4 separate regions of the Homo sapiens genome follow, and regions 2, 3 and 4 are each linked to region 1. A link is a loop called in an ENCODE intact Hi-C map of the cell type or tissue named here. Cell type or tissue: PC-9. All regions are shown on one strand. Each heading gives the region's core, and the rest is flanking DNA. Links, peaks and the distances in the headings are about the cores only. Region 1 holds the start of LOC107985960 (a long non-coding RNA gene). Region 2 has its middle 19 kb from the start of ITGA6. Region 3 overlaps ITGA6 (integrin subunit alpha 6). Region 4 has its middle 70 kb from the start of DLX2-DT.

Region 1 (8,038 bases), core at 1,804-6,803:
AATGTCAGGGGAGTGAGCAACAACAAAAGCCTGCATCCTTTCTCTCACTCCATCCTGGAGTTGAGAATGACTGCAGAATGAGCAACTATCCAGGATACAGGATATACTTGTCAAAGTGAGAAAGGTACCTACAGGCCATTTGGAATGACTCATGAGATTCCTACCTGATAAAGGAATGTCTCAGCCCTTCCTGGATATGTATTAGGGGATGCTTAACTCTAGAAAACCCTCCTCAAATGCCACAGATGGCAAACTCCAGGCTGTGTGTGTTTTCCAAGTAGGGAAAACCAAGGATATAGAAGGCGAGCTGCATTCTAAAATGATACTGAGACACATGTTTTCAAGTGCAGATTCTGGATTAAAATGGTATTAAATGAAATAAGCAGGAGGCTATTGGCTTGAGGCTGAGTCTGTACTTTGAGTCTTTAATTAACAAACTGCAACCTAGTTTAGTAAGTAAACAAATTGGAAGTCTAATAGGAGCATAACAGTGGAGTCTCAGCCAATCACAAGCAGCCATGCTTTAGCCAATCACAGGAAGCTGATTGATCAGACCATGTCCAAACAAGACAAATGCTGAGATGTAACCAATAAAGCTCTTTCTGTCCTTTACTTCCTGTTCTGTTTATAAATACTGCCCACACTGCAGAGTGAATTTCTCTGAATCTCTTCTAGTTAAGTGCTGCCCAATTCATGAATCATTCTTTGCTTCCAAAAACTGTTAAATTTAATTTATCAAAAGCTTTTCTTTTAAAAATGTCTGTTGGCCGGGCGCAGTGGCTCGTGCCTGTAATCTCAGCAGTTTGGGAGGCTGAGGTGGGCGGATCATGAGGTCAGGAGATCAAGACCATCCTGGCCAACATGGTGAAACCCCGTCTCTACTAAAAATACAAAAAAATTAGCCACATGTGGTGGCACACACCTGTAGTCCCAAATACTCAGGAGGCTGAGGCAGGAGAATTGCTTGAACCTGGGAGGTGGAGGCTGCAGTGAGCTGAGATCATGCCACTGCACTGCAGCCTGGTGACAGAGTGAGACTCTGTCTCAACAACAACAACAACAACAACAACAAAAAGCTGTTGACTCTGGGGAGACTGTTCTTAGAGTGTGGCCACTTGCCTGCTCTTCCTGAAACTCCATGACTGATGATTCTTTTCATGGCCCCTCCTTGGCTGGAAGCTCTGGGCCCCTGATGAGTAACCATAAGTCACATTTCCATAGCAGTTTGTGGTTCTGGAAGCACTTTCTCATATTTACTGGGCAGTGTTAAGTGCAGATAATGGAGATCACTTAAGTAGTTTAAGCAGAAAAGGACTGATATAAGGAATTAGGTACTTACAACATGGCTGGAAGGGCTGGAGGAGGCTTCAGCATGGACCTCCAGGATGATTCCCACAGCTGTGTTCCAGAACTGGCCTGCCATTACAGCATCTGCCTATGCCACAATCAGGAAGCCACTGCCAGAAATGTTGGGTCCAAGAATGCATTACCTTTGTTTTGAGTTGGAGATCAGTGCTGTTGGCTCCATAGCCATGTGACTGTAGCTCTGATCTATACTAGCAGAATGCATACTTCATCCCTGCCCCTCTCCCTTCTCAGCTATCTACATTTCAGCCCTGTTCAAGGATATTTGATTGGTAGAACCCAAACCACCTAGGAGACGTAGTTGCAAGGGAGTATGGAAACTAGGTTTTAGCTTACTAGTCTCTTCGGTACAGGAAGGTACACTAGAAAGTTGGAATAGACATACATTCTGCATCTGCCATCCCATATACCTCATTTAATATTTGCAGAAAATCTAGAGAGTGACAGGAGAGGTGTTAGCCTCATTCAGCACATGAATAAACAGGGGAGTAATGAGGCTAGAAGAGAATGGCAGGGAGACAGAAAGACCCGGACTGTTGCTTTGAGCAAATAATATTCGTGTTGGGGGTTGAAGAGTATTAGGGGTTAAACTAGATGAAGGGCTGAGCAGGAACGATATTCTAGGCAGGAGGAATGCATGCGCGTAAAGGTGCTGAGACTGGAGGGAACATGATACAATCACGGAACTGAAAGACAAAGGGGGCGTGACTGTAGAGGGGGCAAAGTGGCTGCAAAATGAGGCTAGAGAAGCACCAGAGACAGACAGGCAAGCACCAGAGAGAGACAGGCAAGCACCAGAGAGAGAAAGGCAAGCCCCATTAAGAATTTCGTCTTTTTCCTAGAGCAATGGGAAGGCATTCAAAGGTTTATAGATGGGAAAGGTGTGTGGGACTTGATCATGTTTGCACTACAGGGTCACTGGCTGTTCTGTGTCTCCTGACTCCATGCATGTACTCACCATAGTCCACAATTTGACACCAAACGGTCACTCTCCTGTATTACTAAAGTGGTTTCATTTTTGCATCATTCCCACTTCTTTACTCCAAGCAACAGGAGGAAAAAACAACAGCAAGAGGTCTACAAATCTGGGAAGGTATAAATAGGAGTTTTTGCATTTGTATAAATAAAAGCCTCTGAAGGAAACCATTAATTTCCTCTGTAGCTGCTTTGGAATGTTAGTGAGGGCATTTGGTGCGAACTGTTTGAAAATGCTTCTACATATTGTTCTGTGGGTGGAGATCAACGAGGTATGGAAATGAATCAGCAAGCAAGGCCTCTAATGGTGCTTCTGGTCCTGCAAAAATTGACTGGTTGCTGGGCTGCCTCAGCTCCCCACCGTGAGGGACAGGTACTGTTTCAGCTTGGTGGAGTGGCTTCTCTCCTCTTGCCAGTCAGCAACCCAGGGGCTTGGGAACATATGGTTGAGGCCTGTTTCAAAGAGATCAAAAATCAAAAATTTTAAAAACCTCTCAGATGTACAACTGTACTCCAAAAAGGTCGCACCTTTATAAAGGAATCTGCCCCTGAGAGTCTCAGGACTCAGCTTCCTCCTGAAGCTAGCCAACTCTGCTAGCACCTTCTTCACCACGTATGAACACAGTGTATGAACACGGTATCCGGCACAGTTTCACCTAGCTGGAGACCTAGGCTCTGAGTCCTAGCTTCCTAACCAGGCTGTGAGCGCTCTGAAGGAAGGGCTCACTCCATTTATATCTTCATATTCATTAAACACCTAGGTCAGTGGATTCATAGTCTGAGCTCAGAATATTCACTAATCCCGAGACTGTTGGCTTTCTGTGGTCATGGTTGCCATTGGGTGGGGCGTCCATGGACCCCAGGCTAAGCACTTTGCTTAGGCTAAGTTCCCAACAGTGCTGCTCAGCAGTGGACCTCTTTCTGATTCTCTCAAGCCTATACACTGAGGGGTTGTCCACACTGCCTCTGAGAGCAGTGGGCAGGCAAAGGAAGTGTGCTTTGTGAGGTCACCCGTGGGGACAGTGAGTGCAAGCAGCTGCAGTCCTCATGGGCCGCCAGCCTCCCGCTTCCTGCAGAGGCGCCCAGAGCTGGAGCTGGTCTGCGCATGCACTTGGAGGCACGGTATGAACAACCGCAGAAATGCCGGCCAACTACGCCAGTTCCCAGAGCCCAGCGTTCTCCTCTCTCCTCTTTCATTGGTTTCCCAGGAAAGCTGCTGAGGGCGGGAACCCCAGATGCACAGTTTGGCTCATAAGCGGGCTGCCTTTCACAGCCACCACTACCCACCCGGGGAGAGCACTGGATTGTGGCAAACGGGACCTCTTTGTGTGAGCAACCAAGGTGTGTTGGGTTTGGTGCTCCAAGGCAAACTTCTTTGCTCAATTGAAACAGCCCCTGGTCATCTCTGCTTCTCCATCTATAGCCACCCCGTGAGAATAAAAACTCCAGAGAGTCCTTTCTATTTACATTTAGGGAATTCTAAAAGAAAGGTACAAGAAGCCAAAGGATTATCCGTGTTTGTCCTTAGAAAAAGAGGTAACAATGCAATTTTTAAAACCCTAAAAGATTAATGAAATAAAACATTACAGATAGATACAGCAGTCAAATGCAAAGAAACAGAGAATAGTGGTTACCAGGGGCTGGGGGAGAGGGGAATGGAGAGCTATTGTTTAATGAATATGAACTTTGAGTTTGGGAAGATGAAAAATTTCTGAAGAGGGATAGTGGCGATGTTTGCACAGCAGTGTGAATGGACTTAATGTTGCTGAACTATACACTTAAAAACGGTTAAAATAGTAAATTGTATGTTGTGTATATTTTGCCATAATAAAAATTTTTCAGAAACCATTATGAACAGAGCATTGTCTCAATGAGGAGACACTAAGCTTGTTGACTTTTATCTTGGGTGCTCTCTGTGTATGTGTATTTATATTAAAAGTAACCAGTTTCCTGAAAACACAAAACCCATTCCTGGCCAACAGGCTCTTTTCCTGTGCTTTTGTGCATTCTGAAGCTGTCTTCATAATGTGTTGGTCAGGAAGTGGGTGACTCATGGGGCCTTTATGACAGACCCTTGAGTCACACACACACACACACACACATACACACAGACACACGTGAGTCACCCCTACAGGCTTCTAGGACAGGCAGCGATTTAGATGCCAGAGTGATGTGCCTGGGGCATGGCGGGAGGCAGCCTGGCGCCCATTGCCAGGCACATTCCTGGGAGCCTCTCCCATGGTTTAGTAATAAATGGAAGCTGTGGCCACAGCTCCCAACTCCAGGCCCAGCAATAGCTGTTTCTCTGACTTTTAAGGACAACCCAAATGGTGGCAGGAGGGGAGAGCAGTTGGTATTGGAAACGCCCAGTGGCCGCTGGGCTGCTGTGAGTGGCGCCTGTTTTGGCGATGTGAGTGGCGCTGGGTGTAGGCCTCTGAATCTGCCGGTGCGTGGTGGCAAGAGCAGGTCAATCACAGGGTGATCTTACGTCTTCCCGGGGGTCGTGAATCGGGTTGGGAGCCACTCAGTTATATAAACAAATGGAGGACTGATCTAGACCTTAGGAGACCTGGTTTAGACTTTGATCTGCCACTAGCTTGTTTTGTTACCATGGTAAATCACATAAACTCTCTGGCCTTGGGTTCCTTGTCTTTAAAGTGAGGGAGTTGGATTAGATCAGGATTGGCTGGCACACAGCTCCTGTGCCACCCGTCCCTCCAGTTCCTGAGGCAACAATGTTCACTGCCCTCTGAGCCCACATGGCAGCTCCTGGTCCTTCTTAGATGGCCTTCTCTTTCTATTCTGTTAATTGGAGTTAGCATCTGAAATGACACCTATTTGCTATCCTGAAAGCTGATATGCTGGTTCTCAACTTTGCCTATAAATTAGAATCACTGGAGAGCTTTTAGCAAATACAGGTGTCTGAATCCTACCCATATGGATTCTGATTTAATTATTCTGGGATGAGACCCAGGCATTGATAAATTTTAAAAGCTCTCTAGGGGATTCCAGTGTGTAGCCAGGAATGAGGGTCACTGGACGAGATGACCACTACAGGGGCCTAACAGTCAGTCACTTTGTGATCAGCTGTTGGCATGAAGATGACAGGAATGATTGGGCTGGTTGAGCCGAGCTCTGCTGGCAAGAACATTAGGGGATCAGGAGACTTGGTTCTCATTTCTAGTTTGCATTCCTAATTTGCTTGTGATTTTGGGTGAGTTATTTATTCTTTTTAGCTTTAGTTCCCACATGTATAAACTGGGAGTAATAATCTCTTGAGCTTCCTACCTCACCATATTCTTAAGAGGAAGAAAGAAATGTTAATAGATGTATAAGAGAAAAGTGCTACAGAAAGTGCTACGTAAATTATTCCATTTTTATAACCCACATACCCCAAAATACTCTTCTAAAATTTGAAATAAAAAATTTTGAATCCATCCCTTGTGGGGAATTATGAAGATTCAGTGAGGTGGCATATACAACAGTCCCTAGCCTGGTAGGTGTGCAAGCAATGCTTGTTTGAATGAACATTTTGATGGAGGTTACTGAAACACCAAATCACAGAGTTCTGTGTGCCTTCAAAGGAAGAGGAAGCTCATTTCTGTGGCTGTTTTGTTAGAACTGGTCCTTTATTTGAGTTTTCTAAAGTAAAAATTATGCATGTAATGCCTGAAATATTCTCAGTATGAAATATTCCGGCTGGGAACAGTGGCTCATGCCTGTAGTCCCAGCACTTTGGGAGGCTGAGGCAGGCAGATCTCCTGAGCTCAGGAGTTCAAGACCAGCCTGGGCAATATGGCCAAACCCTGTTTCTACAAAAAATTAGCTGGGTGTGATGGTGCACACCTGTAGTCCCAGCTACTCAGGAGGCTGAGGTGGAAAGATTGCTTGAGCTGCCTGGGAGGTGGATATTGCAGTGAGCCACGATTGCACTGCTGTACTGCAGCCTGGGCAACAGAGTGAGACCCTGTCTCCAAAAAAAAAAAAAAAAAAAAATCAAATGATAAATAAAAAGAGCAAAATTTGAAAGCCCTCTTAACCTCCTCCACCCCACCACTCCCCTCTCCAGAAGCAATCACTGATGGTGATTGAATTGTATCTGTTCAAGCTCTATATATTTACAATACACACACACACCCATATTAAATTTTTTTTAAGAAATGGGGTCATATATGTTATTCTGCAATTTGCTTAACAATATGTTTTAGGGCTCTTTCCATGATCTCTGGCAAGTTACTTAACCCTTCACATGCCTTAATCTCCTCATCTGTAAATGGGGATAATAATATAAGATCATTATAAAGATTGTATTAGTTAATATTTGTAAAGTGCTTAAAATAGTGACTACCACTGTTCCATGGTTAAGCTCACAATAACTCTTATAGAAATTTTCTTCCCCTAAATAAATGTCTATTAGATAACAATTTAAAAATAAAAATTTCTGTATTTTCATTTGTGCTGGACTTAGATCTGATTGCAAAAAATACCATCAAGTCGAAATTTGGTAAAGAGGTTGTTTTGAAAGTAGGTAGATAGGTTACTGACCTTTCATATTTCACATAATGAATGATGGACCCAAGAGCATCCCTAGAGACCTTCATTCAACTTCTGCAGCTCGGTTTCTCTGCTGGAAAGTGAGGTATGATATTATCCACTAGGCAAGAGGTGCCAGGGGGAACTGGACTCAAAGTGGTGACCAGCTCACGGTGGGCAGCTGATGACGCCACAAAGCATTGGCCTGCACGGCTGAGGAGCATTAGGTCGTGACCTTGTTTCCAACCTCTCTCCGGGTTTTCTGAGGGAAGGTACAAAAGAGGTGAAAGTGTTGGCATTTTGCCTCTAGGAAGAATTTTGATTAAGGATAAACATATTCCAAGATGCTGTGAAGTTGAAGTCACATGAATGCTAAGTGATTTCTTGGCATCAGAAATCAATCTCTTTCATGTCAGTCCTAAAAAAATAAACACTTTTACCTTCTTTGGTACCAGGAATAGCCAGAGAGGCTTCAGCTATTACAGCAAAAGCTTTTAAAATAATTACTTCTAGAATACGATAATATTAGTGATTAGCTTTGTGTGAAAATTGAAGAGATAAGTAGTTAAATACTAGGAATAATAAATCTTGGAAGTGTCATTGTGTAATAAGTTTGCCCTTTAAAAGTATCACTTTTCAATGATTTTGTTCATAGTGAATCTTTCAGAAAAAAGTCTTCACTGAATCCTTTTTCTATGATTAAGGTGAGTTCTTAAAGTGATCTTTGATTTTCATACATTAGAGTCAGATTCCTTCAAAACAAAATTTTTTTTTAAATGGTAATTGCACTCTCATTTACGTCAGTCCTAAAATAGTGCTTAAATAGTACCTTTCTATGTTCTGGCCACTGTGCATGCACAATCTTATTAACTCTGCAAATAGCCCTATGGAGTGAGTATCACTATTACCACCCCATACTAGAGACGGAGAAACTGAGGCTTAAAGAGGTTAAGAAAGCCAGATCTGCCTATTTGGGAACAAAAATTTCTAACTGGTTGTTCCATAAGCCAGATAATTATGTCAATGAGATAAATTACTGCAAGGGTCTGGATTTGCCACACGTCAGATTAACCCCCTGAATCATCAGTTATGTATAGTAAAAAGTGTGTGTAAAAAAGTGAAGGATAAATGGGGTGGGAGGAATGGAAATCTGGTAGACCTTATA
Region 2 (8,038 bases), core at 1,600-6,599, 160 kb after region 1:
TATACATGGCCTACTATCAGCCAAAATTCAAAATGTATTGCATGCTATTTACTATTTTCCCCCTTTCCAGCTCTACTCCTACAAAATAAGGCTAGGTTTCATCCTAGATTAGGCACTACTACTTATTTTTTCACGTTTTAACAAGTATAGAGTTTGAATGTCTAGAACCCATGGAATAATTTGCTGCCACTTTCTTTCAAGCAACTCAATGGGAATGAGTTATTAATCAGTGTCCCCTGATGCAAGCTCCACCGTTTTGTCATTTTCATGAAGTTTGCTGGCATATAAATATAACCCCCACATTCTTTTATGAAATACATAAATGCAATAAAATAGTTGCTTTGGTTCTTTTCTGGAGGCAGAAGGAGAAAAATGTCAAACTCTCATTGTTCAGTGTTTCTAACAGACCCCTTTTGTATCACCAGTATGACTTTCCAGCACAAAGTTCTGAACTGCAGATAATAGCTTAAAAGGCTATCTGAACCCATTCTGTTATGTAGATGAAAGAAAGCCTTTAAAATTAATCTATGGCATCTCTGAATAAAAAAGAAGGGCACTCATCCAACTCATTTCCTTGGGCCAAAACAGTGAGCAAGCAGACCAAAAATGCCAAGATTCTGCTGCTCCAAAGCCAGAGTCTGACACAGCGCAAGCACAGCAGATTAGCAACCAGATTCTTACTTCTGACCTGTCACTGTTTGGAAATATGCAACAGTGTGCTATTATTCAGTGTTATCACTAAACTAAGAGGCAATGTAAGGCATCTGACTAAATAAAGCATAGCATACTAATTAAGAACTGTTTTGTAACAAAATATTATTTTATGAGATATAAATATTTAATGGAGATAAAATAATCCTTATTTAAAAATTAGACCATCTGTTAGAAGACTGTCTAAACCAGAGGAAGTAACTGAAAAACTATGTTTGTCAAATTGGGATGAACATACTGGGAAATATGCACGACACATCACACTGGAGTATCAATTTTATTAATAAAATAGTGTCCGTAAATTTATTTATATGACAACAAATATGATATTAAGGAATTCAATGCAAACATGACCAAAATGAGGTATTTATTTATTATTTTTAGAATTTTTGATTTGGGGGCACACGTGCAGAATTGTTACATGGATATATTGTTGTGATGCTGACATTTGGGATACAAATGGTCCTGTCGCCCAGGTGGTAGGCGTAATACCCAATAGGTAGTTTTTCAGCCCATTCCCCATTCCCTCCCTGTCTCAACTAGTAGTCCCATGTCTACTGTTCCCATCTTTATGTCTATGTGTAGTCAGTGTTTAGCTCCCACTTGTAAGTGAGAATATGTGGTATTTGATTTTCTGTTCTTGCATTAATTTGCTTAGGATAATGGCCTCCTGTCACATCCATGTTGCTGGAAAGGACATGATTTTACTTTTTTATGGCTGCATAGTATTCCATGGTGTCTATATACCACATTTTCTTTATCCGATCCAGCGCTGATGGGCACTTAGGTTGATTCCGTATCTTGGCTATTGTGAATAGTGCTGTGATGAAGATGCAAATGCACGTGTCTTTTTGATAGAATGCATTATTTTCCTCTGGTTATACCCAGTCATGGGATTGCTGGGTAGAATGGTAGTTCTGTTTTAAGTTCTTTGAGAAACCCCCAAACTGCTTTCAACAGTGGATGAACTAGTTTGCATTCTCATCAACAGTGTATAAGTGTTTCCTTTTCTCTGCAGCATCTGTTATTTTTTGACTTTTTAATACTTGCCATTCTGATGGTATCTCATGGTGGTTTCATTTGCACAAAATAAGAGATTTAAATATTTTTTGAGTTAATAGCATTACTTAAAATGGCATCTGCCATTAATGGTATTCAGATGAAAAAGAATGGAAGCAATTATCAGACCTAATCAGAGGAATCAATTACAAAATAATTATGCAAATCAATGCTGTTCCTGTATGCAAGCAATAAACAGAAATTATAATAAAAATATAGATTCCATTCACAATAAGACACACACACCATAAGATATAGATAGTGCTATGGTCTGAATGTTTGTCCCCCACAAACTCATATGTTGGAACCTAATCCCCAGTGTGATAGTGTTAGAAAGTAGAACCCTGTCTTTACAAAAATAATTTAAGAATTAGCTGTGCATGGTGGTATGTATGTGCCTGTCGTCCTAGGTACTTGGGAGGCTGAGGTGGAAGGACCTGAGCCTGGGAGGTCAAGGCTGCAGCAAGCTGTGACCATACCACTGCACTGCAGCCAAGACAACAGAACGAGACTCTGTCTGAAAAAAAAAAAAGATATATTATTAATAAGTCAGTCCCCCAAATTAAGCTCCAATTTCCAACACATTCCTAATAAAAAAAAAACCAATAGGATTTTGGAGAAAACCTGACAAAAATGTTCTAATACCCTTCTGAAAAAAAATTCATGTAAGGGCGAGGCGCAGTGGTTCATGCCTGCAATCCCAGCACTTTGGGAGGCTGAGGTGGGTGGATCACTTGAGGTCAGGAGTTCAAGACCAGCCTGGCCAACATGGTGAAACCCAGTCTCTACTAAAATTACAAAAATTAGCTGGGTGTGGTGGCGTGCACATTTTAAAAGAAGACTATGAATCATATTAGGAAGATCTACTAGCTTTAAATCTCTGCTGGAAAGTTACTGACAAAATTCTTTTCTAATAGGTAACATTAGAATGAGATTTTCTCTTTAGTAAGAGCACCAAGACCCAGCTAATGCCCTCATTCAGTATTTCTCAGATTTGGTTAGTTTATATACAGCTTTTCATGGAAAAAATTATTAGCCCAAGTGATGACTCAAATTATTTTTTTAAGTAACATTACTTCATTACCATCAAACAAAACTAGTTATATGCTTCTTAGGTTTTTGACCCTTAAACAAGTATAATGGTAAAATACATTTATCAATTAAATATCCATAATTGTAAAAATCAGTGAAATTCAAATGAGGAATATTTTTAAAATGTGATAAATGATATTTTATGGAAACCAAATTGCTGGTGTTGGATTGAATAGGAGGAAGATGTGTTTGGTTGTTTCATGCTTCACTAGCTGGTTGTTGCTTTTGATCTGGAATATGATGAGCCGTTATTTGAGGCTTAATTGTTCCTATCACTGTTATTTTTAGCTCTTATATTTGTTTTTATCCATTGATCGACTATGTTGATTGTCCAATAAATTTAGTGCACTGTCTTGTATACGATGTTGTGTACAGTGTTGCATACGACATTGAAAGTTTAGCACCAGTTCTCTTGGAAACACAAACACAGATAATGAACTCAAGCCAGTATTTAGTTACAAGATGGTCAGCCTGATGGGCCAGAACACTCTGATATGACTTTTCTTAGATCATAATCCAAAGAAAAGCCCCGAATTTAAAAAATTATCTCAGAACTTGTGAATCTCAGTTTGAGAAAACATTACCCCAGCTTACTTCAAGTAGTAATTGATGTAAAAAAAAAATTCCAGGGTAACAGAAGAAATTGGGTAGTATTTTGTGATTATTATAAGTGAGACTTTGTGACATTGATCTATATTTTCAACACCCATCTTTGGCATGGACTGGCTGATCCTCCTTTAGAGATGGGCACTGCTAAGCCTATTCTGCAGATGAATAAATTGAGGCAGAAAACAGCACTCCAGGGGCATAGAGAAAGTTGTGGTGAAATTTAGGTTCGAGGTCAAAGTTGTGCCTAACTGAGAGGGAAAGTGAGGGGCAATGACAAAAATTGCTCAGCCTTGGCTTGCTCTGACACTATTTAAGCTGTACCTTTTTTCTTCCTCTGGCTAACCAGGACAAGGCATCCAGGACCACAATGCAGGGAGCCTCATCAGGCACTTGTGCTAAACAGGCACTCCCTGTACCTGACCCCCTGTGTCCTATTCAGCTACAAGGGATGAAATGGAAACTAATCGCTTTTCTGAGACCATGAGAACAAGCAGTCAGCTTGCAAGATGTTATCCCCTTCTAATTATAGGTCCACAAGCGGTGAATGCTTGCCATGGGAAGCTACTATTCTTTCCCAAATGCAGGTGTCCCTTCTTGAACAGCTGCCAGGAGCTCAGCAGCCTTGGAAGCCCTTCAGATAAATAGCACCTGAGGTTACATTGCCTCAGCTGTGGCATGTAGAGACACAACCCTCGGGTATCTGGGTGTGGACTTGCTTTAGTCATGGGGAGACTAGAGAGACTTGTCCTTCAAATCAGACCAACTTATAACCACCTCCCCAAACATCAGGGGAATAGCACCCTAGCCATAGTTACTATTGTAACCAAAGGAAATAACCAGAGCACCAGACTCTGCCAAGTAGATTCATTATGAGTGGTAAATAAGATAACATTTAGGATTAAATCGAACTTTCCTAGGCTTGAGACTTTTCTGCAACTCCACACAATAGCACTGGAAAATAATTTGGTTTTATAGTTCTTATTAACTATGGTCAAGGCTGGAGTCCTGTTTTTAAATTACCAGATTTGACTTGTTTGCCTGTTTGAGGTAACCTGCCAAAAGTAGTCACAGAAAACCAGGTTGCTTTCATTCTGCACTTACTATTTTTGTTTTTAGGACCCCAAAAGTGAGCTTAATGCATTATTAATAGGAAGTTTGACTTATGATCTTTAAACAGGAGCTTTTAAACATTAGTCAAGGTTTGAAAGCCAAATACTTATAAACATGTTCCTACGGGCATAAAAGGGAGGATGTAAACCAAACTGTTAACAATGATTATCTCAAGGGAGGGGCACTGGACAGGGTGGAAAATGTCACTTTCTGTTTTATACACTTCTATTGTCTAAGTTTCTTTGTTTAATACTGAGCATGTGACTCATACTTTAACTGTTTAAAAACAGTTTTTATTTAGAATAATTTCATTCACATATGAAAAATTAACCTGGATTCACACTGATGTCACAAGCAAGCACAATTCAAGGCATATTAGAATAAGTTGATTTGATCTGATTGACTTTAGGAAGAACTTGTGGAAATAAACCAATGTAATTTAGGGTAGAGCCTCTTCCTACAGCAGGAGGGGTGATTTTTCTCAGTCTCTTCTCAACAAGACCTCTGGTTTGAGAAATGGTGTGAAACCAGGCAGATTGCAAGCCCTTGTATGGAACCTTGGTGGCAGTGACTGGTGATTATTGTGCCCCATTAAGGCAGAAGATCCAGCCTCAGTGGAAGCCATGAAATTGCCTCAGCCTCTGCCAAGTGTTTGTTCTACAACTGCATGATTTGTATGCCACTGCAGAACCCTATGAATCCTAGTGTGTTGCGATGTTGAGAAGAAGAACATGCCACTCTCATTTTAATCTGGTTTTCTGGGGAAAGTACTTGTTAGGATTAGGGAGACTCACAAGCTGGGCCTGGCTCTGCCCCTTACCCTTTATGGGTCTCAGTTTCCTTAACTCTATACATAGGAGAAGACTGAATTTTACACGATCTCTAAGGTCTCTTTTGGCACAAAAATCCTTATGACCTCTGAAGTGGTTCCTAAACCAAGATTTTTGAGTAGTGAGTACCGTATAGTTCCTTTCTTGTCCTTATTGATTGACGGATTGAGACAGGGTCTTGCTCTGTCACCCAGACTGGAGTACAATGGGGTGATCATAGCTCACTGTAACCTTGAACTCCTGCGCTTAAGGGATCCTCCTGCCTCAGCCTCCTGAGTAGCTGGGACTACAGGTGCATGCCACTCTGCTCAGCTAATTTTTTTATTTTTTTAATTTATTTTTGTGGTAGAGTCAGGGTCTCACTAAATTTCCAGGACTGATCTCAAACTCCTGGTCTCAAGCAGTCCTCCTGCCTTAGACTCCCAAAGTACTGGGATTATAAGCATAAGCCACCATGCCCAACCTCGTTGTTTTTTAAAAAGCCCAACTTCAAGTAAACATAGCAACTCGGTCATTGTCATATATGTAGTCATATAGGTCTATGTTGTATGTTATATGTGTATGACATGTCAGTCAAAGAAAAGTCAGCCCAACCTGCTTTATAAGTATGGGAGAGGGAGGACCAAGAGACATGGAGGGCTCAGGGTTTCTCATGAAACAAGTATGTATTTGGGATTAAGATCTTGTACTCCATGCTCCCACATGGAGACAAGTCTGCCTTCAAGTTTCTCTTCATTAGCGCAGCACCTTAGAAATAAGGGCCATGTCACCCATTTTCCTTTAAATTACTCCTAGCTCAGGGGCTGAGTTGGTAGAGGGTGGCACCCTCAGTGATGTTCTTCTGGCCAAGCCATTCCTGCTCTGACGGGGCCACTCTGGAGCCAGCAGGTGGGTTCCTGAAGTAAGCTGATGACTCACTCGGTCTTGACCTGATTCCCTCAGGTATGGAATCTGTCCCAAGGAGGTCTTGTGGAGAGTGGGGAAGGGAAACTGCACATGAAGTGCCCAAACTCCTGGTCACTCTATATGTCAGGCTCAACTTGAGTCACTTGCAAGCATGGATGTGATTTGATGATGAACAGCCTGTTACATACTACATTGTACAAAATAAGAGAGGTCAGAGTGGCCTTCAGACATCATCCTGAAAGTGAACGCTAACTTGAACACCTCCTCTGACAGCCTTCCCTTCTTTGCTTTTTTCTTTCTCCTTGTTTTTTCTAATCTCCAGTTCTTCCTTCTTATCTGACTCATGACTTCCCATGGCACTCATGGATGGATGTCGTGTATTTTCCTATCTGCAGCTCAGATCCAAAGACAAAAAAACCCAACTGAGCCCTATCTGCCAACCATCCAAGACTCCCAGGTGTTTCTAAATTCTTTCCTGGATGTCTATCTCCAGGACTAAGAAGTTCTGGGTCTTCTTTTGCAGGCTGTCAACAGATTCCCCCTCATATTTGACAGAAAAGCTTTGAGCAAAGCTCAGTCTTACTTCTATGAATAAAAGAGATAATTGTGATCAGTGATTAAAACCATATACACACACGTGTGTATACACACGCACACACACGTGTGTATACACACGCACATACACACACGTGGGTATGCACACGCGCACACACACACGTGGGTATGCACACGCATATACACACATACGTGTGTATGCACACGCACATATACACGTGTGTATGCATACACATACATATGTATACACGTATGTGTATACATATATACAGACGTGTATACATATATACAGACATGTGTATACATATATAGACATGTGTATACATATACACAGACATATGTGTATACATATATACACAGACGTGTGTATACACACGTATACACACACGTGTGTATACACACGTGTATGTGTGTATACATATGTATATATGTGGGTGTATGCATATATATACACACATACATATGTATATATATGTGTGTGTATACATATATATATATATTTTGTTTTTTGTATTTTGTTTTTTGAGAGAGAGAGGATCTTGCCCAAGCTGGAGTTTAATGGTATGATCATGGGTCACTGCTGCCTCAACTTCCCAGGCTCAAGCAACCCTCCCACCTCAGCCTCCTGAGTAGCTGGGGCTACAGGAGCATGCCACCACACCCAGTTTGTTTGTTTGTTTGTTTATTATTTATTTTGTAGAGACAGAGTCTTACTATGTTGTCCAGGCTGGTCTTGAACTCCTGAGCTCAGTGATCCTCCTGCCTTGACCTCCCAAAGTGCTGGGATTACCGATGTGAGATACCATGCTCAGCTTCTTCCATATTCTTTGTTTTTGTTTTTGTTTTTTTATAAAGAGACAGAGTCTTGCTCTGTTGCCCCGGCTGGAGTGCAGGGGCATAATCTTGGCTCACTGCAGCCTTGACCTCGCCAGCTCAAGCAATCCTTCCTCCCACCTCAGCCTCCCAAGTAGTTGGGACTACAGGGAAGTGCCACCATGCCCAGCTAATTTTTTTGTTTTTATGTTTTGTAGAGACAAGGTCTCACTGTGTTGCTCAGGCTGGTCTTGAACACCTGGGCTCAAGCAATCCTCACACCTCAGCCAATACTCTTAAAGATAAAAAAGAAATCACCACTAGCTTTCTTCTCTCTAGACCACATAGCACAA
Region 3 (8,038 bases), core at 2,017-7,016, 190 kb after region 1:
CATTAAAGGTGAGGATAAAGCACTTAGCAGAGTGCCCGGCATATCCAATCAACATCAGCCTTTACTGTTAGGGTCCCTTAAAGTAAAATATGAACATAATTCCCTCACACTGGGGAGTTTTTGTAGCTCTCTTATCTTTTCAGTCTGGTGGACAGCAGAGGTTACCCTTTGGGGGCCAGGTCAAAGGTTAAGTTTCCCTATGGAAGACTACAACTGGAGGGCAGTCCACAGGCCGCCATGAAGTATACATTGTTTTGATGAAGACAGGAAGGGGAAATATGGGACTTGGAAGAAGGAAGAGAAGATGGCAGCATGTCAAAACTCTTTGGCAATCTGCAGACCTTTGTGCTATATTTGAGCTACAGAGAACCACGACTTTTTATTTTGAGTTCTTACAAGACTCATTTTAGGTGTGGAGAGAGCTCTTCCCATGTGGGTCTGCAGCTCTAGAATTGGGTAGTGCCTTGGATGGCACAGTCCTGGTGTATCCTGCAGGCTGAGTGGACAGGAGGGCGTTGACTGGGTGTGTGTGATACAGGGTGGAAGCCAGCTCCGAGAACGCAGCAGGAGAGCCAAGGCTGTGCTTCCTGTTCCTGCTGGCCTGGTTGATTTGTCTTTGTAATCCTAGTCAATGCATCCAGCGTCTCAGTGCATATATTGAATAAAAAATGACGAATGGCCTTGTTGAATTGTCAGGAGTGTAGAAAATGAGGCTCAATCAGCACTTTGGGTTCTAAAATACTGTCGTTTTTCAATCTCTTCTTTCAAGATTATTGGTATAGACCTTGAGGGAAATCTGAGTTCAAAAGGAAATAGAATATCTTTGGAATTTTGCAAAAGTGTGAGTCATCAGGACTTGAGCATACATTCCCCTGGTGTGCTGCAAATCAGATATGAAACATCTTCCTGAGGTGGCATGGTGGTGGTATAAAAGCTTCATTATAGTACAGAATGAAGTGTGTACTTATATAAAACACAAGTCTTCGAAGACATTGCAAGCTTTTGGTGGTTGCTTTGCACTGTGCCTCTGTACATGTTCACCTGCCTCTGTCATTCAGTGCTTTTGTGAAAATGGCTGGGAAGCATTGACCAGCTCAACCTTTTCTCTCTAGAAGGAAGACTGAGACCCAGAAAAGTCAAGTGACAGCTAGTCAGTGGTAATGTGGGCCCTGAAACCTAGCTGCCCAGTGCCCAGTCCACCTGATGGTATGCCATACACATCTTCCGTTTGGTGAAATAGCCCATTCTTGGAGTTAAACTTGTGCCACATAAATCTTGCCCTTAATAGAACAGTATCTTGGGTTTTTAAATGTCCCCTACATAGTGGGCTGGGAGAGATAGAAAATACAGCCACTGTCACCCCTTCCCCTGCTTACTAGGGCACTCCAAATGACCATAGCACATTTTTTCAGTGGAGTCTCAGAATTCTTCAGGTCAACATTGGTCAGCCTTCACTGTTGTGTGGGTGTTTGCAAATAAGACAGCACCTGTTTGCCCTCCTGGCCTTGCTAAATCCCGTGCATATGGAAGGCACCCTATAAATGTATGCCTGATGGATATGAGTCCTGTTGGTTTGTGAGCTTCTTAAGAACAAGGCTGACATCTTGTTCAGTTTTGGTTCAAATCTAATACATAGAAATGGATATTCAGTAGGTATTTGTTGAACTCTTTGATTCCCCAAATACACTAAAGGCTTTTAGAGAACAGGAACCAGGGTAAACATTTCTTTAGAATGATCTTTTACATGCTGGTACTTTGAAAAAAAATTGTGGTAAAATATACATAACATAAAATTTATTTTAACCATTTTAAAGTGTATGATTCAGTATTGTTAAGTATATTCACATCATTTCTTGCCCGGAAATGATGTTGTTTCATATTATGAGGCCATAAAGTATTGATAAGCTAAACAAACTTTAACTCAATATATGATTGTGCTGTATCATTTAGTACTATATTCTAATGTGTATTAGTGGCAATGAAATTTAAAGTTTAACATATTTATGGTACAAGTTGAAATTTAGTCTCTTAGCTTATTATGTGTTTTTCCAATCCGGTTAAGGACTGCTATGAGTTGAATTCAGCAGTTGTATACCTGGCACCAACAGCCTTTGAGAAACCAAGTAATTTAAGTTTTTAATTGAGTAACAGAAAATTGCAACTAATAAAATGCCTGGCTATATTAGCTTATTTGTCATTTATATGTTGTTAGTACTCCTTAACTCTTGGTAGCTTTAAGATGAAACCAAGAGTGGTTTCAGTTGCATTCTGTGTTCTGATTGAAGCTGAGGCTTGATTTGTGGCTTGAAGTTTGAAAGGAAGTGCCTGTTTGTTCAGGGAACACCAATTGGACTAACAGCTGTCCTCTGTATTAAGGCCATCTTTAGCTTGTCTTGCAAATACTTTCCTTGTTCACTAATCCCTTCTCCCCACCCTGCTTCCTTTAGACCCATGTTAATCTATTACCTGGGAGCAGCTCTAGATTCTTGAGTTGGTAATGACTAATTTCTCCGTTGCTCTCATCCTGTTGAGTTTAATAGGCTCTCTTTTTTCTTACTGATGTTTTCATGATGAGATTTCTAATAAGTTATTTGGGAGCTATCAGAATAGAAACTAATAAATATTATCTATCTATTAGCTGTCAGAATAAAAGCTTACTGAGGGTCCTGAACTGTGAGGCCACTGAAGGCAGGGGTTTGGGTCTGATTTATCTGTGTTTGCCTAGAGCTTTAACAGAGCCTGACACTTGTAACTCTTAAAAATATGCTTTAAAATAAATCTAAACTCAGGCATGGTGGCTCATGCCAGTGATCCCAGCACTTTGGAAGGCTGAGGTGGGAGGAAGGCCTGAGCCTAGGAACTCAAGGTGAGAGTGAGCTATGATTGTGTCACTGCACTCCAGCCTGGGTAACAGAGTGGAGACGCTGTCTCTTTAAAAAAAAAAAAAAAAAAAAAAAAAAAAAAAAAAAATCAAACCTCAGTGCATAAGACACAGGTGTTTTCATCTGTGAACGAGAGTAGACACATTCTAGTAATACCCAATGTTTTTGTGAATTTCTTTACAATTGAAACTATTTTCCACTTGTAGAAGTTGGGAAGGAACTTGGGGAATGGCCTGGAAAGGTAGACCACCATCCTCATTTCATAGAACAAGAAATGGAGACCTAGGATTTGTCATAGTCCTGCAGCCAGCTACAGACAGAGCTGTGCCTACAATTCCCTTCTTGTCCTGAGTTGTTTCTGCTTCATTTCCCACTAGAACCCCATCCCGCCCTCACCCCTAAGCAGAGGTCCAGCTAGCTAATGTGTCTGTTTTTATAAAATGCCACCAGAAGCTTAAGTACGTCGGTTCGTGTCCCATCAAACTTGTCCAGATCTCTTTCTCATCATAGAGAGGTACCATCCTGAGTTGCTCAGATGATAAACATTTCTCCATTAGAAACTAGGCTCGGATTTGCCTGTGGCCACAAATCCAGAAGCAGCTGTGTGTTCCCCATGTTTCTCACCAACCCCTGCGTCATGTTTCTGAATAAGGAGTCCTGGTTACCGCCACACCCCTCATTCATTGCTTTAGATTAGATGAAAGGCGAGGTGCCTGACTCAGGCCACTGACTCACTCTGCTTGGGTGAACCCAGCTCCTCCCGGTAGGAAGTGATTGCCCCAGGCAGGTTGAGGAGTGCCCACAGCATCCAGGACTAAAGCATTTGGACCCTGCAGCTATTTATAAACAGCACTTTACAGTGCTTTCAGTCTGAATATTGGGACTCCCCTAGAAAGGACAGATTCAGTCCTTTCTGAAAGGAGGATAGACGAAGGGTGAGGAGTTCTTGTTGGATGTATTTTCATAGCTGAAAGGTTCCCCTGAATGCTGTCAGTGCCATGGATGTTCATAGGGAAGGTTAGAGTTCCTGTCTCTGATGTCATTCATTTTATGCTGCAGCTCACTTGACTGTGGGACTCCCTAGGAAAGCTTATCTACCTTTTCAGCTGTTGCACCTCTTTTCTTCCATGTAGTTTGCCCTCTGCCTTACATTCACTCTTCATTGTAATGCCCCAGTTGCCAGCACAGTGCCTGGCGCACAGTAGGTACGTGTTTGTGAGCTTGCTTTACTGATGTGTTGTCATGCCTCTGGAACGGGCTGTAAAAATCAATCTTTGACTCTTTGCCAGCAACTGCCCACATAAAGAGAGCATGTGTGAGCTTGTTTTATGCAATTACAAGGTTTGCTTCATGACTTGTGGGCGCTGATTTTTTTTTTTTAACCTCACTATCTCCATCATTTTCTCTGCAAGATTTTCAGTGACCCTCGTGTCCATGGACTGACCTCCATTTTTAAAATTTCATTTTTAATTTATTTTTGAATAGGTAGTACAGTCACATGGTACAAATATTAAAACTACAAAGATGGAATGAAAGTCAGCCTCCCACCCTTGATCTCTGGGCATCCTATTCTTCCTGGAGGCAACCATTGTTTTACCAGCTTACTGTGAATCTTTCAGAGCTACCTATACATTTACAAGCAAATATGTACATAGATTTTTTTTACCCATTTGCCATGTAGATTCTTTTGCACCTTGCTCTTTTTCTCTTGGTATGTTTTAATGCCTGTTCAATCTTGTAAATAAAGAGCTTCCTTATTATTTTTAATCTCTGCATAATACTCAGTTTCGAGGATGAACTATGATTTATTTAACCAGTCTGGGTATTCAGATAATTTCTAATCCTTCGCCGTTAAAAGCAGTGCTGCAGTGAAGAACTTTATGCTTCCCTCATTTCACCTTAAATGAATTAATTTAAGGTGAATTAATTAATTCCTAGTGCAGAGTGGCCTGGCCGGCGTTGTTGTTTTAATGGTCACGGCTGATTCTGGAGGAGTGGCTGCCCTCATTCCTTTCTATCCTAACCATCTGATAGGACCACAGGCTACGCTATCAGTGGGTTTAGTAGAGTCTTTTCAACAATCGAGTTTCCAGCCTTATGCCCAAGCTGTTGGATCCCTGAAGGCTTCAATGTTTGTGTCCTAGCTGTACTTTATGCTTGTTAAAATGTATGTGTTAAAATTAGAATGGCTTGTTGGAATGTGTAAGATTGCGTATAGTGTTTCATGTTTTATCACTGTGTTGAGTTTACAAAGTTACTTGATGTTATTTCTTTTTTCTTTTTTGAGGCAGGGTCTCACGCTTTCGCCCAGGCTGGAGTACGAGTGGTGCACTCACGGGTTACTGCAGCCTCAACCTCCTGGGCTCAGGTGATCCTCCCGCCTCGGCCTCCCGAGTACCTGGGACTACTGGCATGCACTACCACGCCTGGCTAATCTTTGTATTTTTTGTAAATATGAGGTTTCACCATGTTGTTCAGGCTGGTCTCAAATTCCTGGGCTCAAGTGATCCTCCCACCTTGGCCCCCAAAGTTCTGGGATTACAGGAGTGAGCCACCATGCCTGGCCCATCGTTTCATTTGATCCTTGCAACACCCTATGAGAATATTTAGATAGAACGATTTCACAGATAATCCATAGTGATACTCAGCTAACGGGTGGTACTGCCAAGACTTGAACCCACCATTCTTGTAACTTCCTTGATATCTCTAATTATGGTTTTGGTCTGCCAGTTTGTTATGGAGCAGAAAAGAAGATGTAAGCTTTCTGGAGGTAGTAGCTGCTACAGGCATACACTATATTATCTCAGCAATAGCAAGTCCAAGTAGGACTGATTCAGTATACACAAAGAAGTATTAGTTGCTAAAATATTGAAATAACTTTCATTCTGGTTGGTGCACGTTGAGTATCCCAAATATGAACAACCAAAATCTGAAATGCTCCAAAGCTGGAAACTTTTTGAGTGTTTTTGAGTGCCTGCCAACATGACATGCAAGAGAAACATTCATTGGAGCATTTCGGATTTTGGATTTTTAGATTTGGGATGCTCAGTAAGTATTAATGCAAATATTCCAAAATCCCCGCCCCCCGCCCCCCGCCAAAAAAAACCAAAAACCCAAAACACTTGTAGTCCCAAGCATTTCAGAAAAATGATACTCAACCTGTAAATAGCTTTGCCCCAAACCCCCCTGAGTTTCTTTCTCTACTTCCCTGGCCAGTTTTCACATAGGAACCCCCCTAATCGCCACGTATTTCCCCCCCACAACCCAGCAATAAAGGGGAAATGCCCTCATAAGCGAGGAGCCCCTGGATTGTAGCTCCCGTGCTATGGCCACCATCTGTGCTCGCTAATTGGTTCCCAAGCCATACTGGTCCCTAAATATTCTTAAATCTGTAAGTGCAGGAATGGAGTATTAAACAATGTAAGCGTTTAGGCATATAACTTGATTTCTGTAGGTTTTGTTTGTTTTGTTTTGTTTTGAGAGAGAGTCTTGCTGTCACCCAGGCTGGAGTGCAGTGGCGGGCTCTTGGCTTACTGCAACCTCTGCCTCTCAGGTTCAAGTGATTCTGCTGTCTCAGCCTCCCAAGTAGCTGGGACTACAGGCGCCCACCACCATGCCTGGCTAATTTTTTTGTATTTTTAGTAGAGACAGGGTTTTGCTATGTTGGCCAGGCTGGTTTGAACTTCTGACCTCAAGCGACTGCCCGCCTCAGCCTCCCAAACTGCTGAGATTACAGGCATGAGCCACTGTGCCCGGCTGGTATTTATACTTTGTAAATTGCCTTTGTTGTTCTTAGTATCCTATTTCTAAATCTGTTGTCTTTTTCTTTTCTTTTTTTTTTTTTAACAAAAAAAAAAAAAGGCCGGGCGCGGTGGCTCACGCCTGTAATCCCAGCACTTTGGGAGACCGAGGCGGGCAGATCACGAGGTCAGGAGATCGAGACCATCCTGGCTAACACGGTGAAACCCCGTCTCTACAAAAAATACAAAAAATTAGCCGGGCATGGTGGTGGGCGCCTGTAGTCCCAGCTACTCGGGAAGCTGAGGCAGGAGAATGGCCTGAACCCGGGAGGCGGAGCTTGCAGTGAGCTGAGATTGCGCCACTGCTCTCCAGTCTGGGCGACAGAGTGAGACTCCGTCTTTTTTAAAAAAAAAAAAAAGAAAAAAAAAAGCCTGAAAGACCTCTTTTGGTTTTGCTTTTTGCTTTGTCTTTGTCTTCCCGGCCTCTAAAAATCTGGGTAGCTGGTCTGAGGTGTTGGGACCCAGGACTTGCTCTCTTATTGCTCCACCACTGGAGCCTCAACCTCAAACTCAAGGTGGTGGCACCTACATTCCAGGCAGCTGAAGAAAGGAGCAAAGAACAGAGCCAAAGGCACATGCATGCCATCTTCTAAGGAAAATTATTGGAAGCAGCAGTGTGATGCTTTGTCACACGTCCTATTCAGCAGAACTGAGTTGTGTGGCACATCCAGCTAAAGAGGGAGGTTCAGTTGAGTAGTAGTTATTCAGGGTGGCCTTATGCCCAGCTAAAAAGTCTTTTACTATGGGAAAGAGGAGAACTGATGTTGGGTGACAGCCAGCACTCTCTGGCAGAGCTACTAAGCCTGTTGTTTCATTTATCTCATTTAGAAAATAAACTGTGACCATATTAATTTCCTTTTCAAAGCATTGAAAAATTTGTATTTCCTAAACTATTGGAGTAGTAAAATGGGTATGGTGACCCACCAGGTGTGAGCTCATTAAGTCTATCTTTTCTCTTCTTGTTTTTTATTTAAAATATTTTATTGAAAAATGATGGAATTTAAAGTCGCTTTTTCCTTTGCAGATGAACTATTTGATAACAGGTTTTAAGACATGAATCTTATTTTTTGAGTTAACACTGATAATATTTATGCTTGGTACACTTGAAATAGAAAAACCTGCTTGGTCACAACATGCTAGAATTTAAAATTATTAAAAGTGATGAATTAATGATAAAACTTTATTCCCATAACAGAAATTTACTAAGCATCTACTATGTGCCGAGCACTGTGCAAAGGTCAGGGATGGAAATGGTGAGCTCACAATCCAAGTGTGTACAGTTTCCTAGACTTGGTTTCTTGAAAGGAAAACTCACTAGAGATTGGACTCCAAATCACAAATGTCATTTGGCAACTG
Region 4 (8,038 bases), core at 1,872-6,871, 80 kb before region 1:
CTAGGAAGTAACTAGCTTGCTTTTGATTTTACAGGCTCATAGGCGCAAGGGACTTGCCTTGTCTCAGATGAGACTTTGGACTGTGGACTTTTGGGTTAATGCTGAAATGAATTAAGACTTTGGGAGACTGTTGGGAAGACATGATTGGTTTTAAAATGTGAGGATATGAGATTTAGAGGGGCCAGGGGTGGAATGATATGGTTTGGCTGTGTCCCCACCCAAATCTCAACTTGAATTGTATCTCCCAGAATTCCCATATGTTGTGGGAGGGACCCAGGGGGAGGTAATTGAATCATGGGGGCCAGTCTTCCCCATGCTATTCTCATGATAGTGAATAAGTCTCATGAAATCTGCTGGGTATATCAGGGATTTCTGCTTTTGCTTCTTCCTCATTTTTGTCTTGCCGCTGCCATGCAAGAAGTGCGTTTCACCTCCCACCATGATTCTGAGGCCTCCTCAGTCATGTGGAACTGTAAGTCCTATTAAACCTCCTTTTCTTCCCAGTCTCGGGTATGTCTTTATCAGCAGCTTGAAAATGGACAAATACAGGAAGCAGTGTAGTAACTGGACATAAATATTTTACTTCATGTTATGACTTTATGGCTGTGATTATCTTTAGCAGTGTTGCATGGTTGTGGCTTAGAATAGTTACTCTTGCCAAATCCTTGAGAACCTTCAACTGTTTAGTCACTTATTTTTGGCTTCTCTGATACTTATTGACATTCTTTCTGAGGACTTGCCCAGCAGGTAAATTATAAGTTTGTGCCAGAGTGTGTTCTGTGGAATATTGCTTCTGCAAATAGGATTTCATGGTTGAATAATTTTGAAAATCACTGTATAGTGTATCTCACTCTTGGAGATTCACAATGCACATTTAGGACGTTACAGGCTTTGCAAAATCCTGTAGAAAAGAAACCAATTTAATTTGTTTAGTCCAGCATTTCCTAAACTTCCTTGCTGTAGTGGGTTGAATGGTGGTCCCCTCAGAACACCCATGTCAAATCCCTGGAACCTGTGGCTGTTACCTTATTTGGTAAAAGATTCTTTGCATATGTAATTAAGTTAAGGATCTTGAGATCATCCTGTATTATTCAAGTGGGCTTTAAGTCCAGTGATAAGTGTTCATATAAGAGAAAGGCAGGGGTAGATTTGAGACAGAAGAGGAGAAGACAGACACAGAAGAGAGAGACAGTAAGGCAGAGGCTGAGGTTGGAATGGTGTGGCCACAAGCCAAGGAAGCCATAAAATATTAGCCACCAGAAGCTGGAAGGCCAGGCCCCTAGAAGGAAATGAGCCCTACTGATACCTTGATTTCAGACTTCTGGCCTCCAGAACTTTGAGGGAATACATTTCTGTTGTTTTAAACCATCCATTTTAAGGCAATTTGTTAGGCAGCCCTATACAATGGATACCCTTGCCCATAAAGATATTAAAAAAAAACAACAACAACTTTTCAAGGAAAAACTACTGTGTATGCTCAAATATGAGGCAAGGGTTTTTTTCTTCCAAATTATCTCTCAGAAAAGATGGAGTATCCTAATATTCAAGGGCTTCCGAGGTCTCATATTTCAGAGCATTTTCTGGATTACTTACTTTTAAATGACTAAGGTATTGTATGGAAAAAGCACAATACTGAAACCAATCAATACTAGTTTTAGTTGATGATAAAGGTTATCTGATGGAATTGGTTAAAAAAAAAGAGGGGGAAAAATACATTTAGCACAAAATTAGTAACTATTATTGGGAGTATGAGGCAGTTGCTGTGGACTACCTTACTCACCATGTATTCTAACTTTCTTCTATTGTCTTAGGCCAGGTGCTGTGGCTCATGCCTGTTATCCCAGCACTTTGTGAGGCCAAGGTGGGAGGATTGCTTGAGGCCAGGAGTTTGAGACCATCCTGGACAACATAGTGAGATCCAGTGTCTACTTTTTTATATACATAAAAAAGAATCTGTCTTCTTATACTGAAGAATCCGGAAAGCTAAAAACAATCTTTTCTAGACCTTCTTGCAGTAAGAATTTTGGATGTACTTTAGGTTCTGACATTCAGATGCACTTGCTTATATAAATCTTGGCTTTGGAAGGTGGCATTCATTTTTGTTTGTGATTGGTAGCAGATATGATATGCAGCAGCAGCAAGCTTGGCCGGCAGCTTCTTGATTGTAGCAGAGGTGGCATCATTTCACACGGGGCCGCCATAGCAGCAGAGCCAGATTTGGCTTGGGGCTTTTTGTTCTCTGGCCAATTATCTGATGTGACTTTGGAATTATTACTAGAAGCTCAGTCTAGAGTCTGTTTCTTGCCAAACTCTCCCCTACTACCTCCAGTTCGGTGATTCTGGAAGTTATATGACACCCTGTTACAAATCTCTTGCTCAAACTAGCCAGGAGCTAGACCCTTATTCTCTGTAGCTAGACCCTTACTGATTGATGCAGGGCCTGACCTCCCCATGTGACTATTGACTGGGTGCTGGTGTAAATCAGCAATGACAAAAAAGCAATACAGTTAGTGAATATGTTGAAGAGATCACAAATCTATACCTATAGGATACATTTTTTAAAACTCTGAATTTATCAAATTATGGCTTAGTATTAAATGTCCGGTGGTAGCTCACACATGGGTTCAAAAAATATTGTTTGTAAATAAAAATGACTGTGTTAGATGCCCTAAGATACGTCTCTTCTTCTGACTAAGATATTGAAAAACTCAGGTAAGAGTTTAAATAAAATTGCTTCATAACATGTCAGAGTAGAAAAAAAGCATTATTTCAAAATCAATGTGTTATTTCACATGTGTGATTTAAGCTTTTATGTGTAACCAAATGAATAAATCCAATCCTATACACTGACATTTAACTCATATATATCCTAAACATTTATGTTTTCAAGTTGGCTAAAAGAATTCCTAAAACCGCAACTTTTTTTTTTGAGGAACTTTTCTCTTGCAACACGTGGGCTCACCATATGTTCAGGGTGCCCTGATGTTCAAGTTATATGGTATTAATATGGCCTGAAACTGAAGTGCAGAGGGCATCCATTGAAAAATGCTGGTCTACTGGATCAAGGTTCACCATAATATATGGTTATTTGGTGTTCAATAAACTTTTTTTTTTTTTTAAGACAGATTCTTACTTTGTCACCCAGGCTGGAGTGCAGTGGTGCCATCTTGACTCACTGCAACCTCCGCCTCCCGGGTTCAAATGATTCCTGTGCCTCAGCCTCGCGAGTAGCTGGAATTACAGGCGCGCACCACCACACCCGGCTAATTTTTGTATTTTTAGTAGAGACAGGGTTTCACTATGTTGGCCAGGCTGCTCTCGAACGCCTGATTTCAGGTGATCCACCGGCCTCAGCCTCCCAAAGTGCTGGGATTTTAGATGTGAGTCACCGCGCCCAGCCCAATAAACTTGTTAAGTGACAAATAAAATTGGCGAGTGAGTGTTGCTGTTGTGACTTTGCTGCTTTTTTCTTTCCTGTTCTTAACTGCTGCAGGGTTTCTTTCTGTCTTGGTGCCTATTCCTAAGACAGATGAGGAAGATAGGATCTCTGCTTCATGGAGCTTGTAGGTTCTGCTAAAGGGAATGACATGCAGATTCAATTCACAGGGAACGTGGTAAGAGCTGAGAGACTGTTACAATGGCCGCGAAAGCCAGCGAGCCAGGGGACATTTCCACTTAGCCAGAGGCCAACGTCACAAAGCAGGTGGCATTTTGGTCGAGCCTGCTTATAAGCCTAGTGTCTATAGATTTTATTAAATCATTAGAGTCATTCTTCAGGTAGAAACGGACCTTCCTTGACTTCATAAATTACAAGATGTCTGGAATTCTGAATTTTATCCCTCCAAGTCCCTCCACCGGAACTTTCCAGCACTTCGATTTTCTTCTACAGCGTGAGGGAAGGGTCAGGTTTAGACATTGTCTTGGCAAACAGATCAGCCCTCTCCATTTAGGAAGGAGGAGGGAAGCTGCTCCCGCGGCCACATTTCCTGGAAGGCTGCAGGTGAGGGCTCGGGCGGTGGCGGGCCGTGGTCCGGCGCAGTTTCCCCGCGGCCCGCTGGGTCGCACTGTGGCCTTAGGAATGTGGGCCGGGGCGGGGCGGCTTGGGAGCGCGCTGCAGCCAACGCCGCGTTCAGCCCCGGGCGCAACTGCAGCCGTGCCGGGGGCCTCCGGGGCCCCGACCGACCGACAGCTCTTTCAGACCGCAGCGAAGTTTGCACACACGACAGCACGTCCCGGGGCTAGGATCTTGCCCGCCTGCGGGGCTGACCTGCACCACCCTTGGGGAAGCGCGAACTGCCGCCCCGCTGCCGGGAGTTAGGCGCCCGGGCCTGGGTCGCCCCCACAGACGGCTCGGACGGCACGAACGAGCGGACCCCAAGGATAGTGGGCTGGGGAGGGGTCCAGTCGTGGTCACGGAAACGGGTGGTCCTCGCGCCGGGCTGCACTCATTCTGACTAGCAATATGCTGGTGGAAAGTGCTACTCCAATGCCTTTATCGTTGCGTTGCTATCATTTTCTTTATATCTACATAAATTTTTTTATTTTATTAAAAAAATATTTTTTTGGCCTTGCTTCCTCCTCCAGCGTTTGACTTTCCATTGTTGCTCAGTGCTTGGGTGGGATGTGGACTCTCTTTCCTTGTGACAGCAGAGCTCAGAGTACCATGAATCTCCCTCCCCTCTACCTTGCTTTAAATGGCTATTTCTTTCTTTTTTTTTTTTAGTTAACTAAAAATGGAAAAAATAGTAAGTGCACATGGTAGAAAATTCAAACAGTACAGAAGCCTCTTCCCCTTTCAGAGCAGGCAGCCACTGCTAATATTTTCTTTTGATTCCTTCCAGAACACAAGTATATGGCTATCTCCTTTCAAATGCGTCCCCATCCCCAAACTGGGTCATCTGCCCTGCCGCCTCAGCTCCCCCTTTATCATGTATCTTGGAGATGACCTCACATCAGCATGTGTGGGTGTACGGCATTCTTTTAGATGGCTGCCTGGTGTTCTGTATGTTATACCAGCACCCCGTAATTATTCTATCGGCCACGATGGAAGGATATGGCGGTTGTTTCCAGTCTTTTGCTATGACAAACAATTCTGCAGTGAACATCTGTGTGTATATCTTTGAGTACGTGTGCAACCATGTCTATAGAATACATTCCTAGAAGTGGAATTGTCTCCTTGAAAAATATTTGCATTTAAAATTTTATAGATTTTGCCAATTGACCACCAAAGGTGGTACCTATTGATACGCTCATCAGTGACTGCTCCCCATTTCCCTCGTTGTTCACACTAGGTTTATCGCACTTTTAAAATATTTGCCAAGGTGAGCAAATAGGCTTTAAAAGTAGAATTTCATTCTAGTTTTCATCTTTTAAATTGTGAGTACAATTTATTCTTTTCCACATGAAAAAAGAGCTACTTGAATTCTATGAGCAGATGGTTCACATCGTTTTCCTATTTCTATTGGATTATTGGATTGCAAATGATTTTTATCCTTCTTGCACATGACCAGTTAATCTCTGGTTATAATATGCCAGGACCCCATTTCTGAAAGAATTCATACTTTTTGCACGTAAAAGAAGCAAGTCAAAATTCTAGTTCCTTAGTTCCTTACAGTTTTCATCTTCTAATGCTGGCCTCTACCCTACCTGATTTTTTTTTTTCTTTTTTTTTTTTTTTGAGACGGAGTCTCGCTCTGTCGCCTGGGCTGGAGTGCAGTGACGTGATCTCGGCTCACTGCAACCTCTGCCTCCCAGGTTCAAGCGATTCTCCTGCCTCAGCCTCCTGAGTTGCTGGGGCTACAGGTGTGTGCCACTGCGACTAGCTAATTTTTGTATTTTTATTAGAGACGGGGTTTTGCCATGGTCGCCAGGCTGGTCTTGAATTCCTGACCTCAAGTGATCTACCCGTCTCAGCTTCCCAAAGTGTTGGGATTACAGGCATGAGCCATTATGCCCGGCTTCTTTGCCCTACCTTTTAAAATGTGTAAATCTCGGCCGGGCATGATGGCTGACGCCTGTAATCCCCACACTTTGGGAGGCCGAGGCAGGTGGATCACCTGAGGTCAGGAGTTTGAGACCAGCTTGGCCAACATGGTGAAACCCTGTCTGTACTAAAAATACAAAAATTAGCCGGGCGTGGTGACAGGTGCCTGTAATCCCAGCTACTCAGGAGGCTGAGGCAGGAGAATCACTTGAACCTGGTGGTGGAGGTTGCAGTGAGCCGAGATCGCACCACTGCACTCCCGCCTGGGTGACAGAGCGAGACTCTGTCTCAAAAAAAAAAAAAAAAAAAGTGTAAATCTCTTAGGCTCAGGGTGAGAAACTACAAGCTGTATTGCTTGTGCATTTATAAAGGACCTCAGAGACCATCTACCAATCCCTTCATTTACAAGTGAGGAAGCTGAGGCTCAGAGATGTTAGGAGCCCCACCCAGGATCATGGCTCAGCTACATGAGGTGGCACAAGATTTACATTTTATTTTTTTGTTTGTTTGAGACAGTCTTGCTCTGATGCCCAGACTCGAGTGCAGTGGCCTGAACACAACTCACTGTAGCCTCGAACTTCTGGGCTCAAACAATCCTCCTGCTTCAGCCTCTTGAGTAGCTGGGACCACAGGCGTGTGCCACCATGCCTGGCTAATTTTTAAAATTTTTTGTAGAGACGGGGTCTCACCATGTTGCCCAAGCTGGTCTCAAACTCCTGGGCTCCAGCAATCCTCCTGCCTCTGCCTCCCAAAGTGCTGGGATTACAGGTGTGAGCCGCCACACTTGGCCCATATTGGATTTTTTTTTGTTACCCATTATCTAATTGCACATTTTTTCTTTACTGCCAACTTTTAAGGTGAATTGGCCATTACTAGCTGTGATTGTAGAATTTCTGAATAGGGACACACTTCTTAGAAAGCTGGCTGTGCCACATACCCAGCTGCAGAGGAAATCTCAACTCCACATACAGAGTTCTTCCCTTTCTAGTTCTACCATTTGCACTGAAAAAATTCCTTTAAGAATTTCGTTTCTTGTCTACCATTCTGCTACAAGGAGTTTAATTTTACACTGAGTTTTTGCCTTAGATACTCATCAGACTTTTATTCTATTTGTCATTGAGAAAACAGAACTTTTTGTTAACTCGATGTTTTTCTTTTTAACTCTTTAAAATTTTATTTTTATTTTTTCAATAAACAGTATTGTGTGTATTTGAGGTTTACCACATGATGTTATGGGATACCTGTAGATAGTAAAACAGTTACTATAGTGAAGCAGATTAATGTATCTATTACTTCACATAGTTACTTTTTTGGTGACAATAGCTAAAATTTACTTATTTGACAAAAATTTCTAATACAATACAATTTTAATACCTATAATCCTCATGTTGTATTTTAGATTTCTAGACTTGTTCATTCACTAAATCTGCTACTTTTTTTTTTTTTTGAGAGAGGGCCTTGCTCTGTAGCTCAGGGTGCAGTGCAGTAGTGTTAATATGGCTCACTGTAGCCTTGACTTCTGTGCTCAAGCAATCCTCCCACCTTAGCCTCCTGAGTAGCTGAGACTACAGGTGTGTGCTGCCACACATGGCTAATTTTTATATTTTTTGTAGAGATTGGGTCTCGCTATGTCTTGAACTACTGGGCTTAAGTGGTCCTCCCACCTTGGCCTCCCAAAATGCTGAGATTACAGGCTGTGAGCATATCTGCTACTTTTTATCCTTTGACCTACCCCATTTCACCCCATCCCACCCAACATGCATGGTAGCCACTGTTTTATTCTCTATCTCTGTATAGTTGACCTTTTTTTTTTTTTCCTAGATTCTACATATAAGTGAGAGCATGCAATATTTTTCTTTCTGTGTCTGGCTTATTTTACTTAGCATAAGGTCCTCCAGGTCCATCCATATTGTGACAAATGGCAGGATCTCCTTTTTTAAGGCTGAATAATATTCCATTATGTATACATACCACATTTTCTTTATCCATTCATCAGTCAGTGGATGCTAAGGTTGTTTCCATATTTTGGCTATTGTGAATGATGCTGCAATGAAT

What was found. Hi-C counts contacts between places; a loop is a spot of excess contacts. Peaks named below come from ENCODE experiments on the same cell type or tissue, not always from the same donor. Only the 100,000 strongest peaks of a DNase experiment are listed, where the experiment ranks them.
Region 2: it touches region 1 in a loop (6-fold over the local background); 2 of 110 quality-filtered maps call a loop at or near these places.
Region 3: a loop joins it to region 1, with 7 times the contacts of the local background. A loop is called at or near these places in 4 of 110 quality-filtered maps.
Region 4: a loop joins it to region 1, with 5 times the contacts of the local background. A loop is called at or near these places in 5 of 110 quality-filtered maps.

Annotation. Positions count from the first base shown.
Region 1 is chr2:172,248,953-172,256,990 of GRCh38, forward strand. It overlaps LOC107985960 (a long non-coding RNA gene), which reads left to right and starts at 1,474. Exons shown (of 6, transcript XR_001739773.3): 1 at 1,474-3,681. RefSeq lists an enhancer at 3,939-5,138. In PC-9, for the core only: no CTCF peak of the experiment used is centred there; DNase peaks (open chromatin) are centred at 4,429 and 4,969; H3K27ac peaks cover 3,300 bases.
Region 2 is chr2:172,404,459-172,412,496 of GRCh38, forward strand. No RefSeq gene overlaps it. Among named protein-coding and RNA genes, the nearest start is that of ITGA6, 19 kb to the right of the region's middle. In PC-9, for the core only: no CTCF peak of the experiment used is centred there; a DNase peak (open chromatin) is centred at 4,133.
Region 3 is chr2:172,438,626-172,446,663 of GRCh38, forward strand. All of the region lies in intron 1 of ITGA6 (integrin subunit alpha 6), which reads left to right. Among named protein-coding and RNA genes, the nearest start is that of ITGA6, 15 kb to the left of the region's middle. In PC-9, for the core only: a CTCF peak has its summit at 5,087; DNase peaks (open chromatin) are centred at 2,456, 3,586 and 4,036; H3K4me3 peaks cover 2,785 bases; H3K27ac peaks cover 3,778 bases.
Region 4 is chr2:172,168,571-172,176,608 of GRCh38, forward strand. No RefSeq gene overlaps it. Among named protein-coding and RNA genes, the nearest start is that of DLX2-DT, 70 kb to the left of the region's middle. In PC-9, for the core only: CTCF peaks have their summits at 4,055 and 4,255; DNase peaks (open chromatin) are centred at 3,442 and 4,081; H3K4me3 peaks cover 1,316 bases.